Linked DNA regions of Mus musculus: region 2 is linked to region 1. The links are chromatin loops, found by intact Hi-C in ENCODE. Cell type or tissue: gastrocnemius. All regions are shown on one strand. Links, peaks and the distances in the headings refer to the core of each region. The heading gives the core; the rest is flanking DNA. Region 1 holds the start of Gm15401 (predicted gene 15401). Region 2 overlaps Tcf7l1 (transcription factor 7 like 1 (T cell specific, HMG box)).

Evidence for each region. A loop is a pair of places that touch in the nucleus more often than their neighbours do. Peaks named below come from ENCODE experiments on the same cell type or tissue, not always from the same donor. Only the 100,000 strongest peaks of a DNase experiment are listed, where the experiment ranks them.
Region 2: a loop joins it to region 1, with 2.1 times the contacts of the local background. A loop is called at or near these places in 1 of 42 quality-filtered maps.

What each region holds. Positions count from the first base shown.
Region 1 is chr6:72,627,515-72,643,754 of GRCm38, reverse strand. It overlaps Tcf7l1 (transcription factor 7 like 1 (T cell specific, HMG box)), which reads left to right. Exons shown (of 12, transcript NM_009332.3): 5 at 9,523-9,655; 6 at 10,437-10,539; 7 at 10,745-10,828; 8 at 11,659-11,799; 9 at 12,381-12,540; 10 at 12,636-12,743; 11 at 13,724-13,799; 12 at 15,962-16,240. It overlaps Gm15401 (predicted gene 15401), which reads right to left and starts at 14,467. Exons shown (of 5, transcript NR_040422.1): 1 at 14,403-14,467; 2 at 13,869-13,924; 3 at 13,610-13,704; 4 at 7,216-7,433; 5 at 6,038-6,676. In gastrocnemius, for the core only: CTCF peaks have their summits at 6,614 and 7,575 (motif pointing left); a DNase peak (open chromatin) is centred at 7,510; H3K4me3 peaks cover 328 bases; H3K27ac peaks cover 727 bases.
Region 2 is chr6:72,743,731-72,759,970 of GRCm38, reverse strand. The region is part of intron 3 of Tcf7l1 (transcription factor 7 like 1 (T cell specific, HMG box)); the gene reads left to right. It overlaps Gm31249 (a long non-coding RNA gene), which reads right to left. Exons shown (of 2, transcript XR_377763.3): 1 at 15,710-16,240; 2 at 9,949-11,413. Among named protein-coding and RNA genes, the nearest start is that of Gm31249, 12 kb to the right of the region's middle. In gastrocnemius, for the core only: a CTCF peak has its summit at 8,544 (motif pointing right); no DNase peak of the experiment used is centred there; H3K4me3 peaks cover 3 bases; H3K27ac peaks cover 193 bases.

The sequences.
Region 1 (16,240 bases), core at 5,026-10,025:
ACTTGAGAAAGTGCCAAAGAGCATAAGGGACGATAGCTGGCATGTATGTGTTGCTACATAATGTACCACTGGTGTGTGTGTGTGTGTGTGTGTCTGTCTGTCTGTCTGTCTGTCTGTCTGTCTGTCTGTCTGTCTTTACAGGCACTCACCACCATAGTTGGTTTAGGGGCTCTGAGGATTGAACTCAGGGCCCTGTGCATATTCAGTTAGTAAAGGTGCTGGCCACCAAGCCTGACTGACGACCCACATGGCGGAGGGAACAGAACAGACTCCTACAAGCTGGCCTCTGGCTTCCACACACATACACACACTCACAAAAAAGTCAATAAATAAAACTGTAATAACATTTTTAAAAGAGCAAGACTTGGCTGGAGCATGGCGGGGGAGGGGGGGAGGTTCATGAGTTAAAAAAACAAAAAAACAAAAACCCAAGCCTGCAGCCCGCAGCCACTTACACTAATATTGTAATAGCGAATGCCCTATTTTGTTATTATCCACTGGCTCACTCTCAGAAGCATATTGAAGAGCTTCTGGCCAAAGCATGGGTGGCTGAATCAGAGCCTGGATGCTCTCCTTCTAAGGACGACCGTCTCGCTGCCCCCGCCCCAAGCAGAGAAGCCTCAGGTTGCTTAGCACGTGAACGCTCTCCGAATCACTGGCTGGGGTTTCCCTTAGTATTGTACATTGCAGGGGCATATGGTGGTCCACGTCTGTAATCCTAGCACTTAGAGCGTAGGGGGAGGATGGCCAAGAAGAGTTTAAGGTCATTCTTATCTACATAGTGAGTCCAAGGACAGCCTGGGCTATGTAAGGCCCTCTCTGGCTGCCTGTCTCTCTGCAATCTATCTATCTATAGAGGAAATTTATACATGGCCATATGAAGTCCTATTTATAAATAAATTAAAAGTGAATAAATGAAATTTGTGTTATTTCTCCATCTCATCAGGACACCTGTGTAGACTCTGAAGTCTCTGCAATTCATAAGTCTGTGGTTCCTCCCATTTGTTCTCCCACACTGACTATACTTTTTACTTAATGTTAATTTTTATTTGAATATAGTTTCAAACTTTCTTACCTGAAACTCCCACATACTTTTTATCCAGATCTACAAATCTAGCCAGCTCCTGTGGTTTTCCCTCTCTCCCTCCTTATGTTCTTCTTCTTTTTTCCATTCCTGATAGTTGGAAATGTGACCTGAACACTGTAGGTTTCTTAGGAACAGAAATGTTTGCCTAGGTAACCAAAATAGAGATATCAAGGAAGGAAGGAAGGAAGGAAGGAAGGAAGGAAGGAAGGAAGGAAGGAGGGAGGGAGGGAGGGAGGGAGGGAGGGAAGGAGAAAGAGAGAGAGAGAGAGAGTAGGGCCTGGGGAGATAGTTGATTCAGTAGGTAAGAGTGTGTATAGTGTTAACTGGAGGACCTGAGTTCAAATCCCCAGCCCCCACATTAAAAAGACAGAAGGATGTGCCCACGCTCATGTTCCTGTAACCCCAGGTTACAGCCTAGCTCAGGCTTCAGTGAGAATAAGTGGGAGTAAGGTGGAATGTGATGGATGGGTTAGGACACCCTGCGTCCTCCTCTGTCCTCAATGCATGCATGGCCATGTGCTTATAACACACAAGCAAAAGGAAAGAAAGATTAGCGTTTCACACAGCTCTCTAGCCCACGGTAATAACGGCTGTGCTGGTTGTGTCTTCCGTCTGCACCACTCCTCTAGGCTTTATTGGTGTGACTTCAGCTTCCGTCAGCCCAGGGCCTCAGCCCAGCTTGCCTTTCCCTGACTCTCACATAAAGCCAGCCATTTCCTTCTTGGGCTTTTCTGTTGTTCTTGTTTTGTTGAGTAAATGACCTCACAGAGCTCGGGCTGGCCTCAGACTTGGTTCGTTCTCTTGGACTGCCATGAACTTCTGACCCTCCTTCCTCGAGTGCTGGGATTACACGCCTGGGCCACCAGGCTCAGCTTAGTCAGTGGGCAGGAGGGAGCCCAGGACGTCACACGAGCTAGCCCAGCTTTAGGTGTCCTCATCCTATCAGGAGCAGACCCACTGTGTCAACACGCCCATGTTAGAGATGTTGGCTTTGGGATTAGCTGATGCCAGGTGTTTCCATTGTATGTTAGTGCTGCTGTTTGCCCCTGGGTCCTTAGTGAGTGCTTTCTGGGGAGAGGATTGGAAGGCGTGCAGATGCTTTCTCAACGAGTATTTACCCACTGGGTTGAGAAGGCAGTCAAGACGAGAGGGCAAGGCCTGCATCACTCCTTCGACTGGTGGTTCTCAACCTTACCTTACTAATGCTGCAACCACCAACCGTAAAATTATTTTCATTGCTGCTTCATAACTGTAATTTTGCTACAGTTATGAATCATTACGCAAACACCTGTGGTTTCCGATGGCCCTTGGCTACCGAGTGAAAAGCTATTTTTGACTCCCAGAGGGGTCACTACCCACAGGTTGAGAAGCCTCGTTCTGTTTCTTTCTGTGATTGTCCTTTAGTTTCTCTGAAATTCGTACACCTCCCACTCTCCGGCCTCCACAGAGATAGAATCGACAATGCAGCAAAGCAAATTTGTGCCATTGATAACACAGTTACACAAACTGGTGGTGAGGGCCTTTACCTCACTTGTCACTAAGTCTGGTGGCCTGATTCTGTCCTCAGGACCCATATGGTGAAAGGACGGAATTTACTTATGCAAATTGTCTTCTGACCCCCACATCCATGCCATGGTGTACCATGCTGGTGTGGTTTTGTTGTCGTTGATTGGTTTTGAGATAGGATCTCGCTCTGTAGCCCTGAGATCTATCATGCCAGCTAAAGTGGACTTGAAGCGAAGATGTTGAGCTCGGTAATCAAGAAACAACTCTCGGTTCTGTTGACCTTGGTGAAATTCTAACAACAATTTGGATTGCAGGGGTTTTAAATGTTCTCCCAGGACTGGGTCACTGAGGGAGGCCTGTCACCAGGGAGGAGTGCTAAGAGTTTGAAGCCAGTCTGGACACACAGGAAGGAATAGTAGTACCAACTGCAAAAAGATAAAGTACCCCTCGGTTCCCCGTGGTATCCCTACTAACGAGAACGGGAGGTGAGACCTCTGATCAGGAAGGAGTTAGCTAAAGAATTATAGTCAAGGCCCAACCTGCAAAGCTTTCAAGACAGACCATTGCACACAAGGACCATTGCACACAAGGACCATTGCACACAAGGACCCACGGGCACATTCCAATCCCAGAGCATCCTCTCTCCCTGGCCTGCAGGTCCTTGCCTTTATCTTTACATCTTTACTGGCCTGCAGCATGGTCCTTGCTGTCTTAAGGGTTGGAACGTTTCATTTTGGATTCTGGCCTTGTGCTGTGACTTAAAGACATGGTCTCATTCTATAACTTAGATTGGTCTCAACTTCGTTTCTTTTTCGTTGTTGGTTTTTTGCTTGGTTTGGTTTTGTTGTTGTTGTTTTGGTTTGGTTGTTTGTTTGTTTGTTTGTTTGTTTGTTTTTGAGACAGGGTTTCTCTGTATAGCCCTGGCTGCTGTCCTGAAACCCACTCTGTAGACCAGGCTGGCCCTAAACTCAGAAATCCGCCTGCCTCTGCCTCCCAAATGCTGGGATTAAAGGCATGTGCCACCACTGCCCAGCCTTTTTTTTTTTTTTTTTTGAGTTTTTTCAAGACAAGGTTTTTCTGTATAGCTCTGGCTGTCCTGGAACTCACTTTGTAGACCAGGCTGGCCCGAACTCAGAAATCTGCCTGCCTCTGCCTCCAAAATGCTGGGATTAAAGGCATGCGCCACCACTGCCCAGACATTTCTTTTTAATTTTTTAAAATTACTTTTACCTCTGTGTGTGTGTGTGTGTGTGTGTGTGTGTGTGTGTGTGTGTGTGTGACTCATGGAAGTCAGTTCTTTCCATCATGTGTGTCCTAGGAGTCAGAATCAGGCCATCAGACTCAGAAGCCTTGCCTGCTGAGCTAGCTCACTGCCCTAACTTCAGCTTCTCAATCCTTCGGGAAGCGGGTGTGTGCCATCAAACCAAGCTTAGTTGGAGTGTTTGTGCCCGAGGCACCAGAGCTGAAACCCAGGCCGTTCCCAGTGTTCTGCTCCTGTGCGAGGCCTCACTGCCTCCTTATCTTGCTCAGTACATGGCCTCTGTTAGTGCCCTAGGTGTACCGCCTAGCATCTACACTAGTGTTCCTGTGCCAGGATCGCCCCTCCTCTCACTGCGTGCCTAACTTGCTCTGCCTTCAGTCACTATGTAAATCCTCTTATTTTGTAAGACAGGGTTTCTCTGTGTAGCCCTGGCTGTCCTGAGACTCACTCTGTAGACCAGGCTGGCCTCGAACTCAGAGATCCACCTGCCTCTGCCTCTGCCTCCCAAATGCTGGGATTAAAGGTGTGTGCCATCACGCCTGGCCTGGTTATTGGGGGCCAAGGAGCAGCACACACCTGGTGGTGTGTTGGTGGAGGATACCTTTTAGCAGTCATTTTGTTCTTCCACCTTGTGAATTCCTGTGATTAAACTCATGTTGTCATGCTTGGTGACTTAAACCTTACCAGCTGAGCCATCTCGCAAGTCCCTCTTGTCCAAATTTTAATTAACTTCTTCTTTGCCTGGCTCTTGTTGCATATAAATCTTTCACCCTTACTATCTGTGCCAGCTGGCTCCTTCCAGAATATTTTTCTGCTAAATTTAAGATAGACTTGGGCGTAATTAGAAATAGGGGACCAGAAATCGGTGAAGAATCCAGAAGTTGGCATCTGGGGAAAGTAAGAGACAGCAGAGCAGAGTAGCTTCTGACATTGTATGTCAAGTTCTCATGAAGAGGCCACTCAAGGAAGGGACCAGGGCTGGAGACAAGGGCTAGCATAGCAGTCAAAAGCACTCGCTGCTCTTGCACAGGATCACAGCGCCTGCTGGCTTACAACCACCCTAACCCCAGTTCCAGGAAATCCAATGCCCTCTTCTGACCTCTGTGGGTATCAAACTTAAGTAGGCTTACACATAGTACATATTCATACGCACAGGCAAACCCTGATACACATAAAGTCAATAAATATAAAAAAAATTATAAAAGAAAAATAAAGCCAGGCACAGTGGCTTTATCCCAGCCTTTAGTTCCAGGACTAGGGAGGTAGAGACAGGTAGATACCGGAGAGGAGAGGACAGAACAGGACAGGACAGGAGAGGGAGAAGGGAGAAGGGGAGGGAGGGAGGGGGGAGGCAAATATGCATAATTAAAAAGGAGACCATCATCTAAGGAATTGACTTAAGGAAGAGTTCTTTAGCTGTTTGTGATAGGGTGGATGCAAAGAACGTTGCTCTCTGCCATAAAACTTTAAGCCAGAAAATTACCAAGATAAAACAAAAACCAAACAAAAGCAGATCTGGGCTGGTGGTGGTCAGTAGGGCCTGCTCACTCTCATGAATACATTTACTCTTAAAATCTTTGCATTGAGCACAGTAAAATTGCTCTGTGGTTAAAGGTGCTTACCTGTAAGCCTGAAGATCTGAGAGTCTAGCCCTGAATCCCACATGATAGAAGGAGAGAACCCATTCTCACAGATTGTCGCCTGATCTCCACAAGCACACCGTGACATCATCAGCATGCACGAACACACACACACACACACATTTAAATGTTTTAAAATTAGGAATGTCTAGCCCATTGAGATGCTGCACAACTCTAATCCCAGCATTTGAGAGGCAGAGGCAAGAGGGCTTATGACTTTGAAGCCAGCCTGGTCTACAAAGTAAGTTCCCATACAGCCGGGTCTGCACAGAGTAACCCTGTCTCGAAAACCCAAGTAAACAAGCAAACAAACCGGAAATGAGTTCTTGCCATGTGGAATGTGAGATCTGCTGCAAGAGAATTGGACCTTGGGACTATATTCTGGTTGACACATTGCTTATTTGTTGGTCCTTCCTCTTGTAACACATCTCAGTTAGCGGAGCCCAGCTAAGTCGCCGTTCAGACCTTAGGAACACACTTAGGAAATACACGAGGAGCTTGGGGATATTCCTGCAACCAACCTGAGGTTAAGAGTCAGGAGATGTGGCAAAGCTGATACTTTCTTCTATTTACCTGGGTCGGGTGACAGAAGAATGGAGGGACCCCTGGCTTAGCTGCTCCGGGGCAGGTGGCAGAGTCGGAGGGTGGCAGGGTGCTGCTGTGGAGTCTCAGTCCTCCGGGATCCCCTACCAGCCCCACAGTTGACCAGCTCTGGCAGACACCACCCACAGTGTGTCTGAAGGAACGACCTCTACTGGACCTGCTCCCTCCCCATGGACTTTGGGATGTTTCAAAGAAACTGATGTCACTGCAAACATTTTCAGTGTCCATTCTCCCCGGGAGCCCTGCCCTTCTCTATCAGCTAAGGGGTCATGGATGATTGACAAAACTCATATTCTGAATAGCGTTGTTAGTTGTCTACTGAAATGTTGGGTGATTTCCTGGGCAGCCATTGTCAAGTCCAGGACTCCATCGTGATTGACAGCAGAAGGGAAGGGTCTACTCTCCTGAGCGATCAATCCCATGCAGCTGGTTTCTGATCAGGTTAAGGGAGAGATGGCTCTGCAGTTAAGAGGCTGGCTGCTCTTCTGAGTTGAATTCACAGCAGCCACAAGGTGGCTCACAACCATGCATAATGGAATCTGATTCCCTCTTCTGGTGTGCATGAACACCTGAGCAATCCTATACATGAAATAAGCAAATAAATAAATCTATAAAAGAAGAAGGACAACAAGAGGGAGGGGGACTCCTCTGGTGGACAGTTTTCCATGGCGAGCCCTTAGGGGTTGGTTTTACTTTGGGCTTAAAATATGCCCTGGGGACCCCTTTGCTTTCTTAAGAGCTGTGAGTTTGAAGAGCTTCAAAAGGGAAAAGACTGAAGCAGGCTGTGGTGGTCATCGAGCAGACTAAGTTACACAGCCTGCCTCAGCAAGGTGAAGCTGCGGGCCAAAGGAGATGGCTCAGCAGATAAAGTGTGGGGACCAGAAGGAACTGGGATGCTCAGAACACATAAAACCCAGGCAGCTGTGGCAGCCTCGCATGGATTTAGCAGATTATAAAGACAGGGCAAGGAGTTGAGCCAAGATCAACAAGCTCTGGGTTCAGCAAGAGACCTCAGTAAGTCAAAAGGAGATCAAGGAGACCCTCCTCAGGTCTCCATCTGTGTACACACATACACACAAAACTTTAAAATGGATCAGGGAGAGGAGTTGTCAAGATACCTGGGCTGAGAAGGTGCTCGACCTATGTAGCTTGCTGGAAGGATTTGGCTGTTTCGGATGGGGCATTGCTGGAAGGACTTGGCTCTGTTTCGGATGGCATTCCTTGCTGAGCAAGCCCGTGTGGCTCCTACGTCTTGTACTGAGGTTGTCCACTTGAGGCTCTGCATTCCTGACGGTAGCCTCAGCCTTTGCCGTGCTCATCAAGCTCCTGGGGACAGCTGGAGAGAGAAGTGGGTGAGGACAGAGTGGGAGGTAGCCTCCTAAGAGGACAGGCCAGCCTCTAGGACAACTCTTGCTCAGCAACACTTCCTGTCCAGCCCCTCGCGGACCATTTTCTGGACAATGATGCCCCCTAGTGGTACAAAATTATAACCCGCAGGTCATTTAGATTTATACCTAGATTTGCAAATTGAACTCCCTTTATGTGTTCTTTGACTGAAGGGTAAGCAGGCAACTGAAACTTTTTAGTTTATTTATGGAAGGGGGTTGGTCCAGGCTGGCTTTTAACTTACTATGTAACAAAGAGTGACCTTTGACCTCTGATCTTTTTACTTCCTGAGTGCAAGTGTCTGCGTTACCGGTTTATGCTACCACACCCAGTTTACACAGAGCTGGAGATCAAACGTGGGGCTTCAAGGATGCTAAACAACTGTGCTACATATTCCAGCCTAAGAGTTCTCACTATAAAATGACAAAAATGATACAAATAAATATAAATTAAAAACTGAAGCGTGAAGGCTGGAGTGGATGATCATGGGTTCGAAACTAGCCTGGACTATATAATGCGATGTTGTCAAAGATAAATAAATGACATGGGGCGTTGTTGGCAGGGGCTGGCTTAGCTGTGTGATTATGTAGCAATCAGTTTTAGAATCATTGTTTATGAATTGTATCATGGTTTGTGCAATTCTCTCTATTTTTATTCATTATATTTCTTTGTGTGTATGTGGGTGGGCATCCTTTAGCCATGGTGTTCTTGTGGAGGTCAGAGGATCTACCCTGAGGGATCTAGAAAGAGATGGCAGGTTATCAGGCATCCACCTTGACCCACTGAACATTCTCTGTAATTCAATAGCCCTATTACGTTTATAGTGCCGAAAATTACCCTTTGACAGGCTGGCCCCTATAAACCCAGGTTCATCATTTGGATACACTCACTTGGTTCCTAGAAATCTGATGTCAGAGCTAGTTATTGCACATGTTCTTTCTTGTGCTGTATATTCATCATTGTGATGGCCAGGAAATACAGTGAAAGCAGCCAGGTGTAGGTGACACACGCCTTCAGTCCCAGCACTTGGGAGACAGAGGCAGGCGAATCTCCGAGTTTGAGAACCTACAGAGTGAGTTCCAGGACAGCAAGGACTACACAGAGAAACCCTGTCTCTAGAAAACTAAAAAAAAAAAAAAAAAATTCTCCAAAAAAGTGAATGGGCTGGTGGGTAAGATCACTGACTGCTCTTCCAAAGGTCCTGAGTTCAAATCCCAGCAACCACATGGTGGCTCACAACCACCCGTAATGAGATCTGACGCCCTCTTCTGTTGCGTCTGAAGTCAGCTACAGTGTACTTTGGGCCCAAGCAAGCAGGGACTGAGCGAGCAGGGCCAACCCGAGCGAACGGGGTTGACCAGAGTGAGCAGAGGTCCTGAAAATTCAATTCCCAGCAACCAAATGAAGGCTCACAACCATCTGTACAGCTACAGTGTACTCACATACATAAAATAAATAAATCTTTGAAAATGTGAAGGCAGTATTTAAGTTTCACCTTATGCTGCTACAGCTAACAAGTACAGAGGACTAACTAGGAAGCTACTCGGTTTGAGGCCTTTTTGCACCACCAAGGCCAGCAGCACACCTCATGATCAGGATGGGCTTTCCTGCTCTCATCCCTGCTCTGCCCACTTTACCTGCTATAAGACTTGGAAACCCAGGAAGCCCCAGGAACTGAGCAGACCAGAGTTTGTGGTATGCATATCGGATGAAAAGAGGGGCAGCAGGAAGTGACAGAGAGGTCAAAGGGCTTCTCGTCAGTAAAGTCAGAACGTGGTTACATAAACCCGAGAGCTCCTGTCAGAACGGCACAGCCCACAAGCGCCCCGCTGTACCCATAAAGGGGGGCTGTGTGGGAGTTAGAGACCGGGGTGGGAGTTCGAGGCCCTCTCTCATCCTCTTCTCGTTTCCTTCCCTCTAGGCCAGTTGTGAGGGCTGGAAAGGGTGTTACACTGAAAGGAGCCACCGGTGAGTGGCAGCTGGCTGGACACACCGTCTTCCTGCCACTGTGCCTAGTCCATCTCCTCTCTCTCTTGCAGTCCAACAAAGTTCCTGTTGTTCAGCACCCTCATCACATGCACCCGCTGACACCTCTCATCACCTACAGCAACGACCACTTCTCCCCTGCGTCCCCTCCCACGCATCTGTCCCCAGAGATCGACCCAAAGACAGGTGAGTGGCCCCTGTGACAAGCTGGGCTCCCAAAGAGCGGTGGTGGGGCTCTATGGGGTCGGGGGTTAAGTATAGAGCCTGGAACCATTGTAAATGCAAGGGTTGTTTAGTCATCTGAGGTTGGGCCTCTATAACCAGAACGTGTGCCCACTACACCACATATTTCCAATAGAGCCTTCTGGACAGACGTCAAAATGGCTTTTAAAACAATGGGGGCGGAGCTGGCTTTAATGTGTGGAAGGTGATAATTAACTGCCCACCACACCTGTCCGTACCTGGAAGCCTAGGTCTTCATAACGTTCCTACTGAGTCACTGTAACACTAAGAATTTTCAGAGCCCATGTTTAAAGAAATAATGATTATTTGGGGGTAGGGCGAGATGACCGTCGAATAAAAACCCAGAGTTTAGAGGCAGGGTGGTTTGTTGGCAGAGAAAGGTTATTGTACTGAGAATGAGGCTGGTTGTCTAGAAAGCTCAATAAGTGAGGACTTGGAGTAATATTTGCTCTCTGTTGGGTATTTCCTGGGCCTTGTATGAATCCCTGTGCAGTCAACAAAAGAAAGTTACATCCGCAGAGATGGCTTCTGGGTAACTAGAGAGACTGTATCTGGGTCCTCTCTCCCTTGGATGCCCTTGAGTTGACTGCCCAGGGCTACTAGAAGGTGAAAGGGGCAGAGATGCTGAGAGACAAGGGCTTTCCACGGCAGCTCCTATGGGATGTTACGCAGGTTACGAAGGCTGGGTGAGGGAAGCATTTGACGTATCTCTCTTTGGAAGCAGGAATCCCCCGGCCCCCTCATCCATCTGAGCTGTCACCGTATTACCCACTGTCTCCAGGAGCTGTCGGACAAATCCCCCATCCCCTCGGCTGGCTCGTCCCACAGTAAGGAAACCCCAAAGCCTTTCTTACCCTCCTTCCTCCCTCCACTGAGCTCTGCCCTTCTGGACTCGGGATTTAGACATCCTCACTCCCGCCTTGGACAGCTTGCTCCCAACTCCTCTGTCTTCCCGCCCGTTTCTTAGCATCCTCTCCAGCCCCCTCCGACTTGGCTGACCAGATCATCTTCCTCCCTCCTCCCCCCTCACAGGCAAGGGCAGCCCATGTACTCTCTCCCTCCGGGTGGTTTCCGGCATCCTTACCCTGCCCTCGCCATGAACGCTTCAATGTCCAGGTGAGTCCTCAGGCCGGGGCTGCCAACATGATGTCACAGTCCAGGGATATTAGTGACTGCCACTTCTGGCCATAAGCTAACCAGTCACCTATAGGTTAGGCAGGATGGTGGGGTTCCTTGATCCTTTTTTGTTTGTTTTGGGGGGGGTTGTTGTTGTTGTTTGTTTGTTTGTTTTGGTTTTTCGAGACAGGGTTTCTCTGTATAGCCCTGGCTGTCCTGGAACTCACTCTGTAGACCAGGCTGGCCTCGAACTCAGAAATCCATCTGCCTCTGCTTCCTGTGCTGGGATTAAAGGCGTGCGTCACCACTGCACGGTTTCCTTGATCCTTACTTCTCTTTGATGAGGGGCTAGCTCTTACTCATACTCCTTACACCACAACCCCATGGAATGGGCACCCCAGGACCTACTATGCACACACACACACACACACACGCTCGCGCGCAGCTAAACCCTCCTTCCACATCCCTACTTACCAGACTCTATGGAACAGAGTCATTTTAAACATGACACACTGAAGCCAGAGACTAGGAGGAAATGTGTATCTTCCATGGTAATGCCAGGAAAGGAAACAGTGTATAGGGATTTCTCACAGGGGTGGCTCTACCTGACAGTGGGAGCACCAGTGGCAGGCGGCCTATAGTCCTGCAGTCCTTCTAAGTTTTTCATTCTGCCTGCATCCAGCACCAAGGCTGTGTGTGTTTAGGGGAAGGGACAGTGTCATTGGGCGGCCCCCAAAACTGACCGCCTAATTCTGCAGGTGACCACCCTCTCGGTGGGCGGCACACAGCCCTTGCCTCTCCGTTCTCACTTGTGTCTCCTTGTTACACAGCCTGGTCTCAAGCCGGTTCCCACACATGGTGGCTCCTGCCCATCCTGGTCTGCCCACCTCAGGAATCCCCCACCCTGCCATCGTCTCCCCCATTGTGAAGCAGGAGCCAGCAGCCCCCAGCCTGAGCCCTGCAGTGAGTGCGTAAGTGAGATCCCTCTGGGGGGAGGGGTGTGATCCACTCTCTGCTCAGCCTGTGCCCTGTGGTCTTCTCTCCTGCTGGCAGCTGGCAGTCCAAGCCCTGGCTTCTCCCGTGCACGCTGTTCTCTTTGATTTGCCATGGCCCTTCCTTTAAGACCTAATGCTTCTGTCCTCAGACAGGTTCTTGTGGCTGTGAGGAGCTAAGAAAGCTTTTGGCTTCCCTCCCTACCCTGTCGTCCCCAATAAAATGTAAGGCCAGGATGGGAGAAAGGAATTCTCTCAAGGACTGGTGACAGCTGGTGCCAGAGAGACCCTGGCATTATCCCTGTGCTGGAAAGATAGCAGAAACACCCACACCACCAGACCTATGGCTGAGGGAGGCCACGCTCTGCCTCCCTTCTCCTCTCTTGTCCTCCCTTCCCCTTCCTCCCTCCATCCCCTCCCACCGCCCCCCCCCCCACCTCTGCCCAGATCATGAAAGCAGTCACACATGGCCACCAAACAAGCCTCTCCTCCCAGTGAAGGCAGGCAGGAGGGAAGTCTGAAGATGGTGATACCTAACCTTCAGCCCTGTGCCTCCCCAGGAAATCCCCAGTTACGGTGAAGAAGGAAGAGGAGAAGAAACCTCACGTGAAAAAGCCCCTGAATGCCTTCATGTTGTATATGAAGGAGATGAGGGCCAAGGTGGTGGCCGAGTGTACCCTGAAGGAAAGTGCAGCCATTAACCAAATCCTGGGAAGAAAGGTAATGCCTGCTGCTGTTAACTCGTCCTGGCAGAGGGGCCTCAGGGTCTCCGCCTACCCTGATGGCTCTGTGTGTCTTCACCCTCTCTCCCTCAGTGGCACAACCTGTCAAGAGAAGAACAGGCCAAATACTATGAGCTTGCCCGGAAAGAACGGCAGCTTCACGCGCAGCTCTACCCAACCTGGTCAGCCCGGGACAACTATGTAAGTGTTCATGCTGTGCGTGCGTGCGTGCGTGCAGGAACTCAGACCTTGGGAGCAGCATCTTCAGGATGCAGAGGCGAGAGAGCAAGCTACTTCGGCTTGATTCTAGAGGAGAAGCCATGTTTCCTGGAAATAAGGAAGCCAAGTTGGAAGTTTTAGGGGCTGTGTCTAGAATTTCTGTGAGACTTGTTGGATTGTTCTATGTATGCTTTTATTCTCTCTTCCTTTTCTTTCCTTTTTTCTTTTTCTCTCCTTTTTTTAATCTGGTGAGGGGGCTCATAGTAGCTGCATCAAATTTTCAGAGAGGCCTGGGACTGCTCAGAAAAGGTCAGTAAGCAGGCCAGGGTGATAGCTCAGTAGGTGAACTGCCTGCCTGCCAACAGGTCAAGTGTTAATCTTTAACACCTACATGCAAAACTGGGCCATGGTGCTGTGTACCTAGACTCAGCCCTGAACAGAACAAATCTTGGGGTTCACTAGCCAGCCAGCCAGCCTAGCCTGTTTGGCAAGTTCCAGGCCAGTGAAGAGACCTTGTCTCCAAAAAAGGTGGACAGTGCCTGAGGAATGACATCCAGGGCAATCCTCTGGTCCCCGTGTGCATTGCATGTACTCGAATGCTTGTACACACACACACACACACACACACACACACACACACACATTCATGAGCACACACACACATGTGTGAGGAGGAGGGACAGAAGCTTTTAAAACCACTCTTGTAGGGAGTAAAGGGTGCAAGAGACAGACTAGCTCGAAGGTCCTCGGGACCAAGAGGCTTGGTTGCCCCCACCAGAGGGACTTTATGAGAAATGAGGGCAGGGTCGCTTTTCCTCGTCTCCCAGGCCAGTTCTCCAGCACCTTACCCAGGAACGATCAGGAGAAGGGCTGCCATCTCTGTTCTAGGGTAGTCTGGGGTCTTCTTGCCGGGCTAGTATTATTCTGTCCTTACTCATCAGTCCTGTGGCCATGTTTTTCAGGGGAAGAAGAAGAAGAGGAAGAGAGAAAAGCAGCTGTCACAGACACAGTCTCAGCAGCAAATCCAAGAGGCAGAGGGTGAGTCCTGGGTTGGTTGGTGCCCCTCGCTTCCCCTCCCACTGTCCCGGACACTCTTGCTTATGTTACCTGAGTCTCTGAAGACTCTGTGTTCCTGAGCAACTTCAGCAGGACGGCAGCACTTCCTTTCAGAGAAGACCAAGTAAGAGACCGAGAACACAGCCGCTCAATCCTGGGTTTGGCCCCAGCACCCTCCCTCACATAAAGCTTTGGAAGGTTTGCAGGGTTTCCTAGTCCCTCTCTTTAAGATAGCAAGTGTTTTAAAGGGGGTTCGGGAACAATCTTCAAAGCTCAGACTTGTCTCAGTGCAGCTGAATTGTCCCTTTAGAGTCACGCCTAAAGTCGATACCTAAGGTAAAAACAGGAGCTAGCTGGAATTATCTCTGAAGTTCCCTTCCAAAGGCGGCATGCTAGAGATAGACATATCACCCGGATTAGTTACTTTCTCGTTGCCTTGACAAAACACCTGACAAAAGGTGACTTAAGGGAGCATTTGTTTTGTCTCGAAGCTTGGAGGACACCGTCCATTATGGTGGGAAGGCATGACAGCTGATCGCGGTGTGTTCTTGGCCAGCAGACAGAGAGATGAATGTTGGTCCTTACCTGCTTTCTCCTTTCCATTTAGCCTAGGGCCTCCGTCTATATTCAGGCTGGATCCTCCTTGCTCTGTTAAAACTTTATGAAAGCATTTTACAGATACACTCAGAGGCGTGTTTACATGGTGATGGTAAGATAGATTGGCCATCACGCCACTTATCAATTAGTGCGCTGGAATAAGGTTTTCTTTGGTTGTACATCAGGAGAATACTATAGTCCATAAACTGAGTAGATTCAGCTCAGCTGTTAATGGGTTTAAGGAAGAGATGAGGAAGTGATAGGCTTTGAACTTTGCTCTCTGTTCAGATTCTGAGTGGGTCTTTGTCAGTTTGGGCATTTGGTCTTTGGATTGTGCCTTCTCTGGGCACTGAGTGTTGTTCTGAAGTATAGTTTCCTAATCCCCAAATCTTTGAAAATCCTGGAGATATAGCTCAGTGGGTGGAATGATTGCCTAAGCATGCGTGAAGCCCTGAGCCTGATACCCACCCAGCACCAAGTAAAACAGGGATGGCACTGTGTGAGGCCTGACTGGGATACTCAAGGACTGGCGATAACACAGTGAGGACTGGCGATAACGCAGTGGGTTGAGTCTGTGCAAGCATAAGGACTTTCAGTCAGATGCCCAGCACCCACAGGAAAGCCACAGTGGCAACCTGTCCATCATTAGTCTACTAAAAACAACAGACTTTATATCCAGGGAGAGAGTGTGTCTCCAAACCCAAGAGGGAGAGTCTGGAAAGTTGGCTCAGCAGTTAGAAGCACTTGCGCACACCCTTTTGTAACTCCAATTACAGGGTTTCTAATGCCCTCTTCTTACCACCACAGGTACCAGGCATGTACCTTAATACACAGATATACGCATAGGCAAAATACATATACACACAAACGTTTCTTAAGTAAGGGGTAAAACAATCGAAGACACTCAGTCTGAACCTCTGCCCTACACACACACACACACACACACACACACACACACACACACACACACTCACACACACACACACACACACTCACACACACACACACACACACTCACACTCACACATACACACACACACACACTCACACACACAAACACACACACACAAACACACACACACACACACACACCCTACCACCACTATTTATTTGTTTGTTTGTTAATTTATTTATTTAAAATCTTACATTTCCAACGTGCAGTCAGTCACACCTGGTTGTCCTTTGGATGGGTTTCAAGGCGTCCCCATACCCTACTTCTCAAATACCTGATCCCCAGGTGCTCAGGCCTCTTGAGTGAGTGGCCTTATATTTGCATAAAGTTTATGCATATCTTCCATCACTGTATACCAGCTCTAGATGCCGTATAACCCACCTCACAATGAATGTTGTGGAAATAGCGGTTAGGTTCTGTTTGCTGGCAAGATGGCTCAGCCGGTAAGAGCATGGCCTGCTCTTCCGAAGGTCCTGAGTTCAAATCCCAGCAACCACATGGTGTGTGACTCACAGCCATCTGTAATGGGATCAGATGCCCTCTTCAGGTGTGTCAGAAGACAGCTAATCCTATTTCCTTGTGTTTGTACCTTTAGGTGCTCTGGCCTCTAAGAGCAAGAAGCCATGCATTCAGTACCTGCCCCCTGAGAAGCCTTGTGATAGCCCTGCGTCTTCCCATGGCAGCACGCTGGACTCCCCTGCGACGCCCTCCGCAGCCTTGGCCTCACCAGCTGCCCCTGCGGCTACCCACTCCGAGCAAGCGCAGCCCCTGTCGCTCACCACCAAACCGGAGGCCCGGGCCCAGCTGGCTCTCCACTCCGCTGCCTTCCTGTCGGCTAAGGCGGCCGCCAGCAACTCCAGCCAGATGGGCAGCC
Region 2 (16,240 bases), core at 5,851-10,850, 120 kb before region 1:
GCTCCCACTTCCTGTTCCAGCTGCCAAGCCTCCTCTCTGTTGTCATGGTCTTTTATTTCTTTGGAACCATAAGCCCAAATAAATCCCTTCTTCTAAATGATATCATAGTTATGGTCTTTTATCATAGTAATAGAAAATAACAGATGTAGAAGGTGGGATATTGCTGGGACTGCCCGGCCATGCTGTTTTTTGGTAAAATGTGGAAAACTTTAAGATTTTGAACTAGGAAAGCTGTAAGCAGGAGCTTAATGGGCCTATTAGAAGCCTCGAAGGCAGTAAGTAGTGCTGAGAACAGTGTGGACTATAGAGGCCCAGCACAAGAAGTTTCTGAGGGAACAGTATTAGTAACTGAGCTAGAAACCATGCTTGTTTGTGATATCTTATCAAATTGGCTGCCTTCTGCCCTTGGCCTAAGTACTTGTTTGAGGCTAAATTTAAAAGTGATCAACTAATCTCTTTGACTGAGGAGATCTCAAGGCAGCCTCATGTTGACTCTGTCATGTGGTTATCAGCAACCACTTTTCCCCAGGTCTACAATGGAAAAAAGGGGCAGAAAGAAATACAAAATTTGGAGAGAACAAGGACACCACCGAGTTAATATCACAGCCAAAGCTTGTCCTAAGAGACAAGGAGGCAAATGCTGGAGTGATGGGAAGGGCAAGACCCTGCCCAGCTAAGCTTCCAGCTTACGAAAGGGCTTAAGGCATTTTCTTTTCTGCTCCTGAAAAGCGATTGCACGCAAGCCATTGCCAATGTGGTTCAAGGGACCAGGGGCCATTTCAAACTGGGAGCTGAACTTGGCGGTGACACTTGGCTCTAGATTCAAGATGGATGTAGGAGTTAAGGGATAATGGAAATGCCCTGCATGGTTTCAAAAAGCCACCATGCCCAGGCTGGGTATGGCAGGGTCCTCCCTGTCCAAAGGCTGTGAGAGGGTAAGAGTCCTTGAGAGACTGATAGAGTCCCCAAAGCTGTGGAAGTGAATCCTGGGTTGTGTTGGAGATCTTACAGCTGTGGGATGTCTGTGAAGGAGAGAGCTGCACGTGGGGAGTGAAACCAACCAAAGAGAGATGTGTGCACTGCTCGGAGGATAGAGCCAGTCAGGCTGAGTGACACTGGGCACAGAGCTAGAGAATTTCATGTTTGCCTTGTTGGGTTTTGGTCTTGCTTTGACTCAGTATTTCCTCATTCTGCCCCCAGTTCCTCCCCTCTGGGATGGTATTGTAAATTCAGTCCCACTGTACATCGGAAATATGTAATTTGCTTTTTTGAGTTTCCAGGGGATTCCAGTTAAACCAGTGCCTTGAACTGCAGAAGAGATTTTGGATTTTTAAATGGCCAGAAAGATTAAAGGCGGAGCAGAGCCATTTGCATTATAATATAGTCAAGAGACTTAAGTGGCCCGGGAGCTAGACCTGGTGGTTTGAATGGACTATACCCCTCCCTCCCTCCAATCTCAGGAATGTTTGGTTCTCAGTTGGTGGCGCTGTTTGGGTTGGTTTGGGAACTGTGGCTTTCCTGGAGGAAGTCTGTCACTTGGGGTGGCGTACTTCCTGCCATCCCTAGTGGTTTTCAGCCTTGTGCTCACAATAAAAAGATCTACTCTCTCTGCTTCCTGCTCCAGCCGCATGTTTCCTCTCGACTGTCATCAATGTGTATCCTGTCAGCGGTTCCCTGCCCTCCACATCATCCCCCTCCCTCATTCTGCCCTCCACATCATCCTCCTCCCTCATTCTGCCCTCCACATCATCCCCCTCCCTCATTCTGCCCTCCACATCATCCCCCTCCCTCATTCTGCCCTCCACATCATCCCCTTCCCTCATTCTGCCCTCCACATCATCCCCCTCCCTCATTCTGCCCTCCACATCATCCCCCCTCATTCTGCCCTCCACATCATCCCCCTCCCTCATTCTGCCCTCCACATCATCCCCCTCCCTCATTCTGCCCTCCACATCATCCCCCTCCCTCATTCTGCCCTCCACATCATCCCCCCTCCCTCATTCTGCCCTCCACATCATCCCCCTCCCTCATTCTGCCCTCCACATCATCCCCCCTCCCTCATTCTGCCCTCCACATCATCCCCCTCCCTTATACACAAGATAGACACATGGAAAAGGAAAGACAAAACAGTCAGGAGGTCAGAGATGGTCGTTGACACCCGCTGCTCTTGCATGGAATTCCGTTCCCAGCACCCACTGGTCAGCCCACAACCTCCTGTAACTGCAGTTCCAGCAGACCTTTGACCTTTGTGTGCATCTGAATGCATGTGATGCACATAAGCTTACATAGACACAAACACAATGCATGCATTAAGTCTACCACATTATCCAACAGTCCCACCACGGGGTATCTGTCCCAAAGAATATTCAAATCTGAATCCCAGGAAGATATATGTTCTCATGTGCACTGCAGCCTTATTCACAATGGCCAAGCTGTGGAAATGATGTAGGTGTCTGTCTCTGGAGGAGCAGGCCCATGTGTACTCACAGTGAACTATCATCATCAGCCGCTCACAACAGAGCTCTTACGATTCAACCTCTCGATCAGACCCTGAAACATTACAAGCAAACTAGCCTCATACAAACAATACTGTGTGATTCTACTTGTATGAGGACACTAAATCAGGAAATTTGAAGCGAGATGTAGGCAGATGATTGTTGCCAGAGAGTAAGGAGCGGAAGCTGTGGGGAGATGTTAGTCAATGGATTGTAAGTTACAGTCACACAGGATAAGGTGTGGACATCTGGTGTACAATATTGTACTGATAATTAACAATGTGTTGTTAACTACAAATGTGCTAAGGGCCGGTGAGATGGCTCAACTGCATATCCAGTGCCCTGAGTTTGATCTCTGGAGACCCTGAAAGAAGGCAGCTAGATGCAGGAGTGTATAACTTTAATTCCAACACCCCTAGGTAAGATGGGAGGCCCAGAGAGGGAGGATCGCCTGAAAGCCAGCCTGCTGGAAGTAGCAGGAAAAACAGGAGATAATCTGCCTACAAACAAGGCAGAAGGGGAGAACCCACACCTGAAAGTTGTCCTCTGATCTCCAAACACCCGTCGGCATGCGTACACCTGAACTTACATACAAATATGAAATTTTTTAAAGATTTATTTATTATATGTAAGTACACTGTAGCTGTCTTCAGACACACCAGAAGAGGGAGTCTGATCTCATTATGGATGGTTGTGAGCCACCATGTGGTTGCTGGGATTTGAACTCTGGACCTTCGGAAGAGCAGTCGGGTGCTCTTACCTGCTGAGTCATCTCACCAGCCCCGAAATAGTTATTTTTAAAACTGTCTAAAGAAGGCAAATTTATGCCGGGCGGTGGTGGCACACACCTTTTTTTTTTTTTTTTTTTTAAAGATTTATTTATTTATTATATGTAAGTACACTGTAGCTGTCTTTAGACACTCCAGAAGAGGGAGTCAGATCTCGTTATGGATGGTTGTGAGCCACCATGTGGTTGCTGGGATTTGAACTCCAGACCTTTGGAAGAGCAGTCAGTGCTCTTACCCACCAATCAGTAATGAGATCTGATGTGATCCGATGCCCTCTTCTGGTGTGTCTGAAGAGAGCAACAGTGTACTCACATACTTTAAATAAATCTTAAAAAGAAATATAAAAGGGCTGGTGAGATGACTCAGTGGTTAAGAGCACTGACTGCTCTTCCGGAGGGCATGAGTTAAAATCCCAACAACCATATGGTGGCTCACAACCATCTGTAATGAGAAACAAATAAAAAAACCTATGGGCCGGAGCAAGAGGGACAAAGGAAGGGGGAAAAATAAATAAATAAAAATAGCAAGGGAGTTTGGCACTAAGGCTCCCCGAGGGGACCCACGGAGCCAAGGAGACAGGACGGTCGGGGGTGAAGAGGGAAGCATAGCATCAGGCAGGGGGGCTGCATCCCCCCCCCCAGCATGAGCACCATACTCTGCCCAGCAAAGCTGGGTTTAGACACAACTGCAGGTTATCAACGGAGGGTATGGAGCTAAAAGTGATCAAGGAGCCAGACACGGCACCCCAAGGACAGACGTGTGCCTGAGAACATCCTGTCTGCTTCGTCCATTGAGCTTCTGTGGAGCTCTAGGATGAGGTCCACCTTCCCAGTATTTTGAAACCAATGGTCGCTCCTTTAGTTTTTCCCACCAGCTCTGAGGTTCCGCCAACCAGTTCTGCAGGCCTTCCCTGTCTGATTCTACCCAGTGCCTTCACTCAGTAGCTTCTTATCCCACGCGCTCCACACGCTCACTGCGCACCAACTTCTGACTTGTTTAGCATCTGGCCCCCTGCCTAACCATGTTGGCCTCCACCACTGATTGTTCTTCTGTGGGCATCGCAGCCCGCACATCCGGCTTTCTTTCTCCTTGAGCTTATAACAGATATGTATCATTTATCTGCTTGTCCCTTGGGGAGGTCTTGGTTCCATAACCAGGGTGGGACAAGGGCTATGTGTTCCGCGGCTTTCTGTCCTCTGCTGCATAACTGTGCCACCAACTTGTCGAGTGACAGACACAGCCAGCTCCCTGCATCGAGTGACAGACACAGCCAGCTCCCTGCATTGAATGTCAACACCACTGGCCTGGGTCCTAGAGTGCCAGGCTCTTCCTGAGAGGGCTGGGATTTATAATTACAGAGTCATTAGCCTGGAATGCTAAGAGCACCGACCATCCATCAGGATGTTAGTTGGTGGTTTGGGTTTTGCTTGAGTGATATAGTTAGACAATTAAACTCATTGTGACCTAAATGAAAGATCAGAATTGGAAGAAAAACTCCGTGTCTCTCTTTTATATGCATGTATGTGTGGTGTGAATGCATGCATGTTTGTGTGTGTATGCATGCATGTGTGTGGAAGAAAGGCTTTGGCCTTGGGGGGGAGGGGTCTTCCTGCAGTCACTCTCCACCATGTCCACAGCGAGGCAGCTCTCTCACTTGAACAAAGGGTTTGCCCACTTGGGTATCCTTGCTCTGGGGATCTTCTCTCCTCTTCCTTCAGGTCAGGATTACAGGTAGGCAACCATTGCCTGCTTAGCCTCACACCGATGTAGCAACAGCAAGCACATTACTCAGGGAGCCATCTCCCTAGTTGCCAGAGGTTTTTTTCTCTTAAATTTGTTTATTAAGAATTCCGCAAGTACTGTATTTACATCATTCCCGTTCCTCAAGCCCTCCCACCCCTGTCTCTCTCCTCCAGTTCATGCCCTAGTCCTTAATTATTGTCATGCACACGTTTATAATACAGCCTGCTGAACTCATTTCGTGTGGTGGCTCCTTTGTATTTTAGGGCTGACTTCTTGCTCTGGGCAGCCATTGATACCTGCAGCTCTCCATCTAGGGGTGCATGCAGCCTTGTGAGAACTTCATCTGCATTTCTGTGCCTGTCACCGTGTTATCACTGCTCAGGGCTTGTTTAGGTGACCGCGGTTGTTGGGATTTTGTAGTTGCAGAGTCAGTGTCACACACTGCTGGGGTCTGGCATCTGGAGCTCAGTTGTCCTGTGCAGCTTGACCAGTTGTGGCTTTTGGTAATTGCCTCAATCTGCTGCAAACCGAAGTTTCTTCGGCTACCGGATCTAGCCAGACTGTGAGCCAGGAGACGGAGTCTGGGTAGGTGGGGGTCAGAGGAACTCGGCAGGCAAAGGTGATTTGTGATCCCCAAGACAGGAACTAGGCCAGCCAGCATGAGGGGCAGTTTGTTTGTTCTTTAATTAAAAAGAAAAGCATTTATCCATTTGCTATTTATTTACTCGTGTGTGTGTGTGTGTGTGTGTGTGTGTGTGTGTGCGCGCGCGCCCCCATGAACACGTACATATGGAGGTAACACTCATGGAGGTCAGAGAACAACTTGCTAGACTTCATACTTTCACTGTGTGTCTGTGGGAGAGAACTCTACCACTGTGGCAGGCCTGCTGAGCGGCCCCCCGGTGTGGTATTATTACTGAGAGCTGATGCAGTTGAAAGCAGCCTTCAAATGCAAACTTTGAAGTCCACTTTCAACTGCAACTTGGGCCCTTGGTGAGCTTGGAGAGGAGACAGACTAGAACACTTCAGAGTGAGGATGGCAGATCCTGAGGGCCCTTGTTGCCAAGGCTATGGAACAGGGAGCCGACTTGTCTGTTGCATGTACCCTCCCCACCCCCACCTTGGGATGTGAGGGAACTACCCTCACTCTGCTGCGCTGTCTGGGCTTGGGCAGAGTCAGTATCTTCCACAGATTGACTTCCTTCTCAGAAGTACCAAGTCTAGCATTTTCTTCAAAAGAAAATTGAGCTGGGAGTGGTGGCACACTTTAATCCCAGCACTTGGGAGGCAGAGGCAGGCAGGTCTCTGAGAGTCTGGGGCCAGCCTGGTCTACAGAGTGAGTTCCAGGCCAGCTAGGGCTATATAGAGAGACCTTGTACCCAAATAAATAAGTAAATAAGAAAGAAAGGAAGAAAGAAAGAAATTGAGCGATTGGGAATTTTAATTTTTATTAGTCTTTTGTCATTGCTGTTGCTATAATTTCTGTTTTGCTTTCTTGAGTCACAGGCTCATTATGTACCTCGGGCTGGCCTGAAACCTGGAGATATTCTGTGCCTCTCAAATGGCTGGGATTACAGATGTGCACCACAAAGCCCACCCTCATTATTTCCTTTTCTTTTTAAAAAATGTTCTTGGTGTTGTGGTATACACACACACACACACACACACACACACACACACACACACACAAAGGGTATCAGGAGTTCAAGGCTACCATGGTCTACTTTATGAGTTTGGGGCCAGCCTGGGCTATAGAAGACAAAACAAACAGATTAAGGAGCAAAGGGCCATGCCTGTGCTTCAGAGCACGCGCGCGTGCGCCATCTCAACGACCGTGGTTCCCAGAGTGTGTGGTGTCTGTCCTGTCAGCTTGCCTTCTGCAGCTAAATCACGAAGCGAGGGTGTGTGCGCTCCTTCCTCTTCCCCTCCTCCTCTGTCACTAGAGTTGCCTCTGTGTCAGATAGGTCTTAGTTCTGAGTATGCCAAGAAAGAGAAGTAACACCCGTTGACCCGTCCAGTAGTGACTCTGAAAACTTGTCCCTTCCCTGGGCCGGGGGAAGCCGGGTGAGCAGCAGGTATGGTGGACCCTGCTGTGGCTACCGCACTGGAGTTGCTTACAGGAAAGAGGTCGAGTGACCTCAGAGACAGAGACTGACCTTGGAGTTTCCTGCCTAGGGACAGCGCGTCATGAGTTTTGTGTCTTCTTGTCAAGGAAAGAATGCATTTTTAGGTTTTATAGACATTGGAAGGATTGTTTCAGGATGCTAGGAAGAGCTGCCTCAAAAAGCAGCGTTGCAACCTCCTGCTGTGGCAAAGAGCTGCCTGTGGCTGCCCGTGGCTGCCAGTGGCTGCCAGTGGCTCCACCTCCCAGGGGTAGAGGCAGGTAGATCTCTATGCCTTAGAGGCCACCATGGTCTATAGTGAGTTTGCTGTCAGTGTTACATGGTGAGACCCTGTCTCAAGCAACAATAACAACAAGAGGCAGATCTGGGGAGATGGCTCAGCAGGCTCAGTGCTTGCTCCACTTTACTTGCTGACCTCCAACCATGAGTTGCTGAGTCGAGCACCCCCACAAAGGCCAGGCATGCCTTACATCTGCCATGCCACTGCTGGGCAGAGGGCAGAGGTAGAAAGAGGCAGAAGCTCCAGGACTGCCCGCCAGCGTGGCAGTTAAGCTCCTTCTTCAGTGAGAGGCCCTGACCCAAACCAGTCCTGAGACAGGCCTCGGAGCTTGTTGCAGGCATGGGATAGCCTTTCTTCCCTCATCTGAGCTAGAGAGGACCTTACCCCTTACCACTCTGTCTGAGCTCCCTGCTCCCCACTTTGTCCTCTGCATCCTCACTGGTTTTTAGCTTGACCTATCTATCTATCTATCTATCTATCTATCTATCTATCTATCTATCCATCCATCCATCCATCTATCTATCTATCTATCTATCTATCTATCTATCTATCATCTATTTATTGGCTTCAGCTGGCCTGGAGCTCACTCTGTAGACTAGGCTGGCTTCAAATTCACAGAAACCTGCCTGCCTCTGCATCCTGAGTGATGAAGGGTATGTGCTACCGTGCCCAACCTATCATTAATTTCTTAAATTGTTTGTTTTATTTATGGATGTGTGTATGTCAGTTTAAGTATATGGCATGTTTATGCTGCTGTCTAAAGAGGCCAGAAGAGGACATCAGATCCCCTGGAGCGCGAGTTATGGGACAGTTAGTTATAAGCCATACAATGTGGCTGCTGGGAACTGAACTCGGCTCCTGTGCAAGTGTTCCTAACCACTGAGCCCATCTCCTGCTCCCAAGCTCCCTTGGCACACATTTCTCTCTCTCAGGCATCTGTACTTGTCTGTCCTTCCCCTAAGACATTCTTCTTTATAGCAGCATGCTCCCTCCCTCTCCTTGCCTCCTGTGGTTCATAGTCACCTTCTCAGTAACCTCTCCTCCCTCATGACCACACTACTTAAAACTGTCCCCAACCTTCTTCATCCTCCTCTCTTTTATTTAGAGCACCCTTCTGCCACCAGGGGTCATCTTTTGCCTCATTTGCTATATGTCACCTCCACTGAGGCTTGTTCAGTGTGCCACCCCAGCACCCAGACAGGACCAGGCACTTAGTGGTTGCCCAAGAGATTTTTGTTTGTTTGAAATAGGGCCTCACGTATTCATGTAGCCCAGGCTGTTCTTGAATTCATTGTATAATTAAGGTGACCTTGAACCTGGGGTTTCAGGTGTGCGCTGCTCTGTTTTTCAGAGGTGCTTAGAGATCAGGCTTGGTGCTGGAGGTGTGCTCAGGCTCGGGGATGGAGGTGTGCTCAGGCTGAGTGCTGGAGGTGTGCTCAGGCTGAGTGCTGGAGGTGTGCTCAGGCTCGGGGCTGGAGGTGTGCTCAGGCTGAGTGCTGGAGGTGTGCTCAGGCTGAGGGCTGGAGGTGTGCTCAGGCTGAGTGCTGGAGGTGTGCTCAGGCTCGGGGCTGGAGGTGTGCTCAGGCTCGGGGCTGGAAGTATGCTCAGGCTGAGGGCTGGAGGTGTGCTCAGGCTGAGGGCTGGAGGTGTGCTCAGGCTGAGTGCTGGAGGTGTGCTCAGGCTGAGTGATGGAGGTGTGCTCAGGCTGAGTGCTGGAGGTGTGCTCAGGCTCGGGGCTGGAAGTGTGCTCAGGCTGAGTGCTGGAAGTGTGCTCAGGCTCGGGGCTGGAAGTGTGCTCAGGCTCTGCTGGAGGTGTGCTAGACAAGCATGCTACCAAGTGAGCTAAGCAATGGAATTTTTAAAATATATACATAAGCAGAGACTATATATTGTTTTGTTTGTTTTTTGTTTTTTTGTTTTTTTGTTTTTTTTTTTTTTGTTTTTGTTTTTGTTTTTTTTTTGAAACAGGGTCTCACTGTGTAGTTCTAGCTGTCCTGGAACTCACTCTGCAAACCAGGCTGGCCTCAAACTCACAGAGATCTGCCCGCCTTGGTCTCCCAAGTGCTGGGATTAAAGTAGTGTGCCACTACGCCTAACTGACAATATTTTAAAGGATCCAAATGTGCCTTATAAGCTTAGATTCCAGAGGAGAAAATTAAACGTATCCAGCAAATTTTCCTCCCAAAAGGCAAATATAACAAGGCTCTCTTCTCAAGCATAGGGGCCCAGGTGCCTGCAATTGTCCATCGGAACATGCATGGGCCTGTCTTTGCCTGAGCTATGGGATTACAAGACACAGGTGAGGTTGCAGGAGCTGGTCTTTTCTGATTGACAGAGACAGGCAAAGAGAGCCACGGGAGACCTCGGGAGAAGGTTGGGTTGAGAAGTACACATGGGTGCGGTCACACATTGTTTTACTCAGCTCAAAACTACCTCCTAATTGTTAATGTAGACTAAATGGAACCCATATACACTGGACACAAACAGGGGACCAGTTTTGCATTTAGAAAAGCTCCAAGTCAGTTTTTAAACAATAAATTTATTGAGATTTGCATACCACAAAAATCCATGCTTTTCATGAGGTCAGCTAAGTGGTTTTCGAAAGGTTGTGCCGCCATTACTACCCTCTAGATTTATGACATTGTCATCAGCCCATTGGTAGTCACATCCCGTTTCTCCTGCCCCCGACCTTTTCTCTGTGTTCTAGACTTATCCCAGGTAGACACAGGGTCTTTGTGATCGGCTTCTTCCATGTGGCGTGATGTTTCAAGGTACATCCATCTGTGTTGTAGCATCTTTCAGCATTCATCTCTTGCTTATGACCAAGTATTAACCCACTGCGTGGACGGATATACCGAGTCTTGTTTATCTATTCACTTGTCAATGAACCTGTGGGCTTTTTTTCTGTCTTTCAATCACCAGCAAGCCATCTGAAATGTAACGAAATGCTTGGTGTTGGTGGTGAGTTTTACAAAAAATGGAGGCAACCCTGACAGTTGGTGCAATGCTCTGGAGATAGCGGGTACGTCTACCTAGGTCATTGTCTTTCTGGTCTGCTATGATGTGTTTCTGTGTGTCGATCAAGTATAAATGGTTGACCTTGCAACCTGAGAGCTTCCTCACGAAACAGCAGAGTCCCCTTAAGCCCCTCTTCTTTCTAGCCTTGTCTTCAGTCTGCTGTGATGTCAGGATGTCCTCTCTCCTGTCCTGCACCATTCACTGTGGCTTTCTGTGAATGCTGGCTGGCTCAGCGTCTGGGAGTTGGGAGCCCTTTGCCATGTAACTGGAGAGGATGGGAGCTGTGAATGGGAGCTCCTGCTTGGGTGTGCAGTGGTCTGTGCAGGCGGGGTGGTGGGGATCAGGTTTAAATCATTGCCAAGCTTGGTTTACTCCCATTATTGCTTCTGAAAGCACAAGGCTGACCTCACTAGAAAAAAAAAATCCCTGAATTCTGATAAAAACATAAACCACAGACTTCCTTTCCTCTTAGAACAACAGGTGCCCGGCCCTGCAAAACAGGACTTTTGAATGTCTTCAGGCTGCCAGGAGCCCCTGGGGCAAAAGCTCCCCTCCCTGTGGGGTCACAGCCTAGAGGCTTGGCAGTTAGAGTTGGGGGACTTGAGATAACAAGTCCTGTGGATAACAATGCTGCCTCTTCGTCCTTTGTCCAGTTGTCAACCTCTGATTTCCCGATGGTGATCGGGTGATCTGCCATTAGCAGGTAACTCCATAGAGTGTTTTCACTGCTTCTCGGTTGTCTCTGTTTATTGTCTGCAGAGTCAGTGGTGAACAGAGAATAAAAGGAAATTAAAATAGGAAGCTGGGAAGGGCAGGAAGAGCAAATCCCCAGTCTGGCAAAGGAGAGGTGATGTAACTTGAGCCAGGCTGACAGAGGAACTTCTGACTGTTGGGAGAGGGAGGCTGAGATTCCTGTGCCGTTCTCCCCTGACATCACCAGACATGGTCAGCAGAGGCTTTTCTGTCCTGCAGAGAAAGAGATAAACAGATGGTTTCTTAAAGTTAGGGGGAGGGATTAGAAGGCTGGTTGGGGCATTCATTCCCATGGAGACAGACTTGCACCTCATAAACATTAGCTCCCCTCCACTACCACCCTGTCCCCTAATAAGGTCTTCTTGTCTAGCCCAGGCTATCTTGATCCTGTCCCACTGAGACTGAGATTACGGGCATTCACCAACATGCCCAGTTATTTACATTTGCTATGATATAGGCGGAATTGCAGGAGTGGAAAATAATGACGTTTGTAGGGACACTTGAGACTGGAGGAGACCTCAGACACCCCAGCTCTCTGTGAGCCAAAAGAAGTTCCCACGGGAAGCTCTAGTGTGTCTCCTCTCAGCCGGAGCACCGGGAGGTCTGGCCAGGTTGAAACGTGTAGTCTGTTAAGTTCGGAAGCCCCTGAGTTCACACACATCCTGCAGATAGATAGATAGATGACCATCCAGTTTCCTCTCCTCCACATACCGCAGATCCTGGTCAGGAGCTTGGGCCTTGGCAGTTAACTCTGAGGTTGGACAGCTCCACTAATGGGCAATTTTTTTTTTTTTTTTTTAGCTCTTAACCACTCCAATCCACCAACTGGATCCACCTGCCGCCGCTGCCCCGGTGTGTCTGTACTTCCACAGTGCAGGCGCTCCTCAGTGGTTCTCAACCTGTGGGTCAAGACCCATCTTGGGAGACGAGGGTTGAATGATCCTTTCACAGGGGTCACATATCTGATAATCTTGCATATCAGACATTTACATGACGGTAGCAAACTTACAGTTATGAAGTAGCAACGAAAATGATTTTATGGTTGGGGCGGGTCACCACAACATGGGGAACTGTATTAAAGGGTAACCATTAGGAAGGTTGAGAACCACTGTTCCAGCTCCTGTTGTCTCGGGGAAATTGGTTGTAATGCCCCCTCACTCACCCTTCCCAACCCATCGGAATGCTCTTTTTCAGTAGGTTACACTCTCAGAGAAGCCAGCAAATCCTGTGGCTTGCTGTGATAATGACCTAGATGTAGAAGCTTACCAACCAGCTGCTTATTTCTTACAGTTTTGAAGGGTGGATGGGGGACCAGAGGTCAGGGTCCCAGCATGGTATGGTTTGCATTGGTGACAGACTGCTGGCTGCTGCTGCATTCCTTCGTGGCAGCATAGCTCTCTGGCCTCAGCCATGAGGATTTACCTCCATAGCTTAATCTCCTCCCAAAGATTCCACCTCCAGATCCGGTCGTATTAGATTTCAACGGAGGAATTTGGTGGTAGGAGCATGAACATTCAGCCCATAATTCTTAATGTATTTACCATATGGTTAATTTGTCTTGTTTGTGTGAGACTGGGTCTCACTGCCTAGATGTTGCTGCTCTGGAATTCACTATGTAAACTATAACGTAGACCATAGATGTAGCTGGCTTTGACCTCACAGACGGCTGTCTGACTCTATCTCCCAAGTGATAGATTCAAGGTGTGGTCCACCACATCTGGCTTTATTTAAATTTTTAAAATATAATCAGTGTCTGTCACATTATGTGACAGAGGAAAAGATGATTAACCTACAGTCCAGCATCCCACTTTTTGTTTTGTTTGTGGTACCAGGGATTGAATATCGGCCCTCCTACATGCTTACCAAGAGCAGTGCCACTGAGCAACACCATACCCTTACATTGTGTGTGTGTGTGTGTGTGTGTGTGTGTGTGTGTGTGTGTGTGTGTGTAGGTCATAGGTCAGCCTTGTTCTCAGGTGTCTTTATCCTCTGAGCCATCTCCCTGACCCTCTTACTTTTGAAACAGAGTCCTGGTAAGTTGTACAAATGGGCTTTGCATTACTTTGTAGCCCATGCTGGCCTTGCATATGTAATCCCTCTGCCTTAGCCTCCTGAGTAACTGGGATTACTTGCGGGTCAGGCCCCAAATCCACTTTCATTGACTACTTCCTTTGTCTATATTCTGACTCATCCATATCTTGTATAGTTATTACCAGAGGATATGTACAAATTTGGGGGTGGTTTCCCCTCCCTGGTATTCTTAAGTCCGGGTATTGGAGGTGAAGCCTGGAATATGGACACCCTGTAGCTACAGTGGGCATTAGGATTGCAGCAATCAATTGTGTGGAAAGTGTAGACTGCCATTCATATCTTAACCAGTGACATAGACTGTGGAGAGCAGGCCCCACCTCTCGGAAAAAGCAGGGGGCATCAAGTATCATGAGGTAGGACCAGGTTTGGGGGCCTCAGAAACATCTCCATATGCCAGACAAAATGCTGTTTATCCTGGAAAGGACCGAGATTTTAATCCGTCAGAAGGGATTAAACAAAACAAAACAAAACAGCATTTTGGGGTTTTTTGTTTTGTTTTGTTTTTTGGAGACAGGTTTCTCTGTGGTGTCTTGGCTGTTCTGGAACTCATTCTGTAGACCAGGCTAGCTTCGATCTTAGGGATCTTTCTGCCTCTGCCTCACGAATTCTGGGACTAAAGGCTCACACACCGCCACCACCTGGCTTAAAACAACATCTTTGCATCCTTTCTAGAACTTCCTGTCTTTTCACCTAATGTTGCGGGGCGGGGGCTGTTCTTTTAGCTTCCTCTCACGGCAGCCAGGGCCGTTTGTTTTGTGGGCCTTTTCCTTCCTCGCCACACACCATCACCCCTCAGTCTTGCCGTTGACAGAGGCGTTAGTCTCTCCCCTCGAGTCACTGTGGAATCCTTCCTGCGTGCTGGTTTCCAAGAGGGGCTAGGTTTGGAGGAGAAGGGACTGTTGTGTGGGAGATGGTGGGGTCAAAGTCTCAGAGTCCACGGACGTTCGCTCACCCTCCCTTCCAGAGAGCTGACTTTTAGCATTAGCACTTTTCAGAAAGCTGTCTAGTTGGTTTTTTTTAAAGATTGATTTTTATTTTTAATGTGTATACGTGTGCATGTGTGTGAGTGCACACTTGCGAGCGTGGGAAGAGACCCGGGGAGAGTGTTGGATCCCCCGGAAGCTGGAATAAGAGGCAGTTAGTTGTGAGCTGCCCACTGTGGATGCTGAAAACCAAACTTGGGTCTTCTGTAAGAGCAGCAAGTACGATTAACTGCTGAGCTGTCTCTCCAGCCTTCGGATGTTTGTCCATTTGATAGACATAAAGACCTGAGACCTGCCAGTGTTTTTCATGCTAGTGTTTTTCATACCTCCAGGACCTGAGCATAGTGCAGCATTCACTGATGCCCTGGTCTCGTTGTGTTTGACACCCATCCTGTCTAGTTTTCAGAACCTTTGAGATGGTTGTGATAGGCATCTGAAGGTAGGGCTCACTTTGCAGCTTCACCTGGCCCCACTGCCATTGAGTTTAAGCCCCTAGTGTTTGATTCTAAAGGGTATGAACATAAGAATTAATGTATTTTTCTAGACATCACATGTGTTTATTTACGTGTGTGTGGCAGGGGCGTGCACCATGGCATCCATCTGAGGTCAGAGCACACCTTTCAGGAGTTGGTTCTCTACTTCCACCATGTGGGTCCTGACTCAGGTTACTAGGCTCCAGGCAGGCACCTTCACCTGCTGAGCTATCTCATTGGCTTGCCCCGTCTCTCTTCCTTCCTTCCTTCCTTCCTTCCTTCCTTCCTTCCTTCCTTCCTTCCTTCACATGTGTAGAAGTCAGAGGTCAACACGGGGCATCTCCCTCAAACGTTCTTCTTCACGTTATCATTCGAGGTAGGGTCTATCACTGAATTCACTGGTTGGCTGGCATGGTTGGCCAGTGAACACTGGGGATCCATCAACTCCCACCTTACCCAGTGTATTTTTTACATGAGTGCTTATGATCCAAAGTCTTGCTTGCATAACAGGCGCTTTACCAATGGAGCCATTTCTTCAGCGCCACTCCAACACTTTTTGAGGCAAGCTCTGACTAAGTCAGCTCCTGGCTGGCCTGGAACTCACTATACAGACTGAATCAGACTGGCCTCACACATGTGGTCAGCCTCCAGTGCTGGGCTGCTGGGAGAGAGGGTGGAACGTGAGTTCCTAACTCTTTCTAGGTGGTGCTGCTGCTTGCCAGAATTAATAAACCTCTGGACTGTCATATCGCTAGGATTCTGGTCCCGTCCCCCACCCTCATACCCTCACCTTCAAAAAACCTAACAGAATAAATAAGACTGGCATCGAGCCCTGTGTCTAAAAGGAACTTTCTTTGCAGCGTAGAGTATTTAAGTGATGCTGGCTAACGTCCCAGAGTCAGACTGCCCCCTTACTCTGCCTATGTGCAGCCCTTGCTCCGGAGGCTGAAAGGCTCCCTTACCTGGCAGTGCAGGGGTTTGTTGAGAGCCTGTGGGCTGGTAGGAGAGTTCTGCCATCGTGTTGGTTTGCCTCCTTTTAGCTTGTGGAATGTGCTGAGCTGAGTGTTTCCCATGGCAAATGCATAAAAAAGATTTCTCATCCTTTTCTGAAAGAAAGGGGGGAAAATGTCTTCTGTCTGCAGTCAAAACTTGTTAGATGCTATGTCCCAAACCTCTAGTCATGCCCTGTCCTTTGTACCCTTTCTCTCTGGTGACTTTCTCTGCTTTTAAAGATCTCTGGAGTTAATTTTTAATGGCTGCATGTGTGGGGTGAGTCTGGCTATCCTGCGTGGGTGTTACCACCCAGGACATGGCTCAGCAAGGTCCCGGGAACAGCTCCAGGGCTGAGTAGGCAGGAGGGACAGAAAGACATCAGTTGGAGAGAGAGTCAAGGACCCCCACCCTTTGAGAGGGGGGGCAGAAATGTGGGTTCAATGATTCAGTGTTGTGTCCTGAAGCTTTTGGCTTGCAAAATGCTCTGTGGTTAGCTTTGG